Regions from separate parts of the Homo sapiens genome. Here region 2 is linked to region 1. Evidence: chromatin contacts called from ENCODE Hi-C data. All regions are on one chromosome and are shown on one strand. The core of a region is the stretch at or near the end of the contact, and the rest is flanking DNA. Distances in the headings are between cores, read along the strand shown. Region 1 holds the start of DTNA (dystrobrevin alpha). Region 2 overlaps DTNA (dystrobrevin alpha).

Region 1 (2,707 bases), core at 100-2,599:
AAACTTGGGAAAATTTATTGGCTTTTATCCTAATTAGTGCCAATTAAGGGCACATAATTGATTTTAGTTCACTAAGAAAGTATTTTTCAAAAAGATTTTCCTATATCTGCACTTTTTCAGGTGGACAGTGAATACACTAGAATAACAGTAGGGCTTTGCTACTATTTAATTAGGTTTTATTTCTAAAAGCTGCTAAGACAGCTTTGTTCTAAGAGGAAGGAAAGAAGTTGCATTAAGTAAACCCCTGGCTAAAATTAGAGTAAATCCTAATATCTTATGAGAAAGTCAAACATCAAACATCAAACATCAGTAAAAGCCATGAAAAAGTAATTAAAATAAGTTATTATTAAAGAAATTGTTCTCCTTTAACTTGCTCTGTGTGTACCAAAGCCTCCCATTTTGAAACAAGCTGCCAGGGTGATATGTAAACAACGCATGAGAAGGCGTCTGCGCTCTGGGAATTGATGCTCCACACAGCCACACTGAATTGTTTACATTCAGTTCCTACCAGCCTCTAAGCAAAAGAGTTCATTTTGCACTCACCCATGTTGTATTTACTTCTATTTTTAAATCCTGTATCACACATACAGCCACAATGCCTAAAAGATTAGAATGCTAATAGAAATAATAGATGTTTTAAAAAATATAGATAAAACCGGACTATACATGTTAGATGAGGCTCGCAATAATATGATGAAAGAAAAACAAAAGCTCACATACAATAAACACACTAGATAACTTTGCTGGAAAACTTTGTCCTACTGCTTAATTTAGTAGAAGAGACAAGTAGCTTTGGACAAATGCCACTAATAAGGTGTCCTCTAAGAAAAGCGGACCATTTTCAAAAAACAAAACAAGAAAACACTTTGTTCAGGTCTACGCTGATTTGAAGACACCAGTTATTGCATTCTTATTACTTCCTTTGCAGTTTTCTTTCTTTGACTTACACACACACACACACACACACACACTCCCACACACACACACTGCCATAAAACTATAACATTTCACAACATCTTAGACTTTCAAATTAAAAACAGCTGAAACCGGAGGTGGAGGAGCTAGGAGGGTGGGCAGGAGAAATTTATCGGGTGCCCATGTGGGGGTGGGGGTGGGGGCGACAGTGAAATTCCACCCAGCAAGTTATGCCACTGCGACAGAAGTCAGAGAGTTCAGTTTCATAGATTCAATTGTACCTTACCTGGTTTTGTAGTTAAATGCACCAACATGCCCCTTAATTCTTCCTCTGAAGTACTACATATGCTGAAAACTATAGTATTTGACCTTACACATTTCCAAACAAACTCCAAAGTAACCTTTAACTTCAATAAAAAGCTGTGTTCATTCTTCCCCTTGTGCTCAACACACAGCAATCTAATACACCTCATCATGTGGTCCGTTACCATGGTAGCAATGAATCCAGCTGCTGAAATACAAAAGACTGACAAAAAGTTGCTTTTTTCCCCTCCACCCACCCTGACAAAGTCAGATTTTTTTTTCTGTATGACAAGTCTAATTTGAATATGCTTCTCTTGCTGACTCAACTTCATGAACAAGAAAAAAATAACAGAAGTATAAGAATAAAAGGTTTCCCAACTAACTAATGAAATATCTCTATGCATTTTAAGTCACCATTAATCTTTTGAAATACTGATCATTATCTACTACATCAGCCAACTAAATATTTTTAAATGTCAGTTACTAACTCAATAGGAAATGCAGCAATAATCCCACAGCTCCTTTAGAAACATTAAAAAATGCAGTAATGTATTCAGTAAACACAGATGCTGAAAACACTACATCAGTGTATGAAGGGCTAGTTTCAAAGTGCTTTTTTTCTAGAGCAAACTTCTAATCACAGCTTAGATGTGGGAGGTAAAATTCTTCATTTTCTTTTCATCAAAACCCTGTGTTTAACTGTTATTTAAACAGATTTCAGTTCTTTTAAAATTTATCATTTAAATTTAAAGCAGGCAACACAGCCTGCTGGAATCGATCAGGCTATATTTGCTGAGGTGGGGAGGGCTCTATATTAAGAGCAGCAGTCTTGGATTTGAAACGATACAAACTCTGAGCAATCCTGGGACTCCCCAAACCAATGGCTATGTAGTTAGGATTTAAGGAATCACCTTCAGCGCATTACCAGTCCTTTAGGGAAAAGCTGAAGGAGTCCCAGGTGACTGGAGCTTCCCCGCTTGCCAGCATGTCAGCATGGTCCTTCCTCCCACCATGGTACATTAATCAGCCAGTGGGTGCCCCCGTCCTCCAGGGATGGCTACTTCATCCCTCAGGCCTCGCATAATCACTCTGCTCTTGCACAACCTTCCTTATTTCCCAAACTTAGCTTACATTTCACAATAATTTGTTTGCATATCTATCTTCTCTCTTTAGAGATGGACTCCCAGAGGAACAGGAACATTGTCTTACTCATCTTTCTCTACCAAGTAACCATCAAAAGACTTGGCACTAGGTAGGGCTACTTCTTCAATGGATAAAGATGGCATCTGAAAGCTTTCCCTCAACTCCTCCAGGACTGTCTTCAGAGCATGGCTTGCTGTGGTTAAACCCTTCAGAGATCTGCACAGAATTTTTCTTAGTACATCACATCACAAAGAGAGGCAAGGCAGAGGAGTTCTTAAGAAGAGCAATTGTGGAATCAAGCAGATGCGGATTTGAAATCTGGCTCTAGCCCATACTACTTTTGTGA
Region 2 (2,707 bases), core at 61-2,560, 130 kb before region 1:
GATACATGTATGTACTAAAGCACATAAATGTTCATCAGTTCATGAGAACTAAAAATTATCTCATGTATTAATCTTGCAAAAATAGATCTAAGAAGCAGTAATAGGAAGAAAATTTTGAAAATACTCAAGTGAGGAGGAAAGAGGTTCAGAAACAAAGCGGCTAATAACATCAAGTGGTGAGGGCAAGGAGCATGGAGCAATGGCCTAGCATCTGAGGAATGCCTTGGTGAAATACTAGGTTGGTGCAAAAGTAATTGCAGTTTTTGTCATCACTTTTAATGTAATTGCCATTAATTTTGCCAATTACTTTTCCTCTAATAGTAGAGGAAAGAGGACTTGCCATGCTAAAGGTTTGAAACATTTTAATGGAAATTGAACCCATTGGCTTTCTTAATAATTGTAACTATGGAAAATCCATGGGCCCTTAATTGAGAGAAAATTGAAGTGGTTGAGAAAAATTGACATATTTTCAAGGAATTGGTTTGCTAAATATGTTTATAAAACAATAGTCTGAACTAGATTGAAAAATACATATGATACATAGTTTGTCCTTTTCCTTTAATTCAAGCTGCAAATCCACATTTATTATTAATATCAAGTAACTTTAACCAATGGAAGGAGTCTCCTATGTCACAATGAAAATGGAGAAAAGCCTTTTGAATGGCTTTATCCAAGTACACAGGGCTATCTTAATTCCTGAATTTAACATATCTGAAACTAAGTTTTGTGTATTCCAAGATGTGAAAGCAGGCTTTAGCAGGATGGTCATCAGAAAAATGTGTAATAGAATTGCTGAAAGACGATTGTTCCCACTGTTATCATTGTTAAAGAAATGATTTCCATTTTGTGATTCAATCACATCGCATTTTCTCTTTTTCACTCTTAAGTAAAATGAAGCATTGTTTTCCAAATCAGCAGAGACATCCATGTCCTTGGAATAAGACAAATTCTTTTATCACCATCCTGTGGTAATTTGACATGACACGTAGCACAGAACTGATTGGTGGGACCCGGAGTCCTGAATCTACCTGAAGGCTAATATTTAGCAAGGCATCCCTTTATGCAAGTTTTCGTTTTAGCTAATATATAAACAAGGATATGAATCCTATGGTTCCTTCATGGGAAGTATCCAAACTAACATCACGAGAGACTTCTTAACTGAACCAGTTAACAGTGCTTCAGTGTCACCACTGGCATCCAGTGACCTTGCTCCTTGCTGAGACTGCTTGTCACCAGCTCAGACTGTATCCCTCTCTAAGGACAGTCAAGCAGCCAAACCTGCACTAACCATGAGGGGTTGTTCCGGAGCATGTTGACATACAACCCGATGAGAACATGTTCATCAGCTAGCCTGTCTGCCACATTCAGGCTGTACTGTATCCTGAAACAGGGCAGGGGGAAAGAAAGCGTGTTGTTAAGAGAGGTGGACAGAAATAAGTAGAGGAGGTAGGAGTGAGTTTTTGGTAGAAAAGGCATTTAGAAAACCAAGCAGGTAAAGGAAGGGTAGTAAGTGATGTGCTATGAAAAACACAAGTGAAATCCAGGCAATGAAATCCACAATTCGATTTCACTAACTTTAAAAATAAAGACTTCCATTTAGGTTAAATAAAGTTTTAGAAAACAGATTTACATTTTTCAACCACTAAGGCCAAGGTATTCATCTGTAGAGTAAATACATTGAAATTGGTTGCAAGCAAAGATTAAATATCCTTCAGAAAATCGAGTCTTCAGCTTAGTCATTTCAAAAAAGAAAAGGACACAAATTCGGGAAAGTGAATAACAACACAGATGTGTCTACTGGAAATAACTACTTAGTGCTGTTAACTGGGTTAAAGCAGAGCTGCTTTTACTGAATCAAAGACAGTCTTTCACACACAAAGCATTTTTGACAAAAGAAATCTCCATTTTTAGTTTAGTTAATGCAGGGTTCCAGTACACTCTGGCTGTAACTTACCCTTTGCCCTTCAGAAAAGCTGGAGCAGCCCTAGCCAGCAGTTTGTTCTGCTCTACTTCACTGTCCTTGGGAGGAGAGCTAGTTAATAAGATGGGAAAGCCAAGAAGAGCGTAAACACGGCAATGCATTCAAGAATAGAAACTGGCAACAGACACTCCCAAGTCTAGATCCAAGTTTCATTTAGACAGATCTCTTATTATTTTGAAATGTTCAAGATGTTTTCAGATTTCCACAGACTTCAAGTAGGAATAGAAACCCAGCCTGAGAACCACAATCGCAATCACCATGATCCCAGATTTGACCTCTGCTATTTGCTTAACAAGCAAGCATTTATATTGAGTATGTCTAGACATAATGAAAATTCATTCAACATTTATCATGGCATATCATGTAAACAGTCCAATAGTTCACTAAGTCCTGCCAGCCTTTAGATCCCACTCAAGAACTTAGCCTTCCCTACATCCTCCAACTTTCTGTTCTGGATAGAAAGACTTGAAAATTACCTAGCTAGAGATTGCTTCATATTAGAAGTGTTTTACTACTCCAAGCAAAAGCCACATGATCTTGGCTGTGGAGCTACAAAGAAAATTTTCAGAGGAACAGAGAAATACACCTTTGAGTCTTATACATATATATTGTTATTTCTTATGTTTATATTAATACAAAGCTAGTGAATATAGTCTCATTGCTAAAGCAAATTCTTAACATTATGGATTCATTATGGGAACTACTCATTTTCTTTAGTAATTTAAA

What was found. A loop is a pair of places that touch in the nucleus more often than their neighbours do. Pooled maps may share reads with other maps.
Region 2: a loop to region 1 is called in a map of gastrocnemius medialis, with 2.1 times the contacts of the local background. The contact joins the enhancer-like site here to the promoter of DTNA in region 1. A Hi-C loop is called at or near these places in 1 of 168 maps with a recorded cell type or tissue (gastrocnemius medialis) and 1 of 50 pooled maps.

The regions. Positions count from the first base shown.
Region 1 is chr18:34,708,940-34,711,646 of GRCh38, reverse strand. It overlaps DTNA (dystrobrevin alpha), which reads right to left and starts at 1,349. Exons shown (of 23, transcript NM_001386795.1): 1 at 1,202-1,349.
Region 2 is chr18:34,837,419-34,840,125 of GRCh38, reverse strand. DTNA (dystrobrevin alpha) reads right to left here. Exons shown (of 23, transcript NM_001386795.1): 12 at 1,955-2,032; 13 at 1,289-1,381. Among named protein-coding and RNA genes, the nearest start is that of DTNA-AS1, 71 kb to the right of the region's middle. Within about 2 kb of position 1,310, at least 9 of the 41 ENCODE cell types and tissues checked have a DNase peak (open chromatin) inside an H3K27ac peak, as active enhancers do; they include gastrocnemius medialis, where a contact is called at or near this core.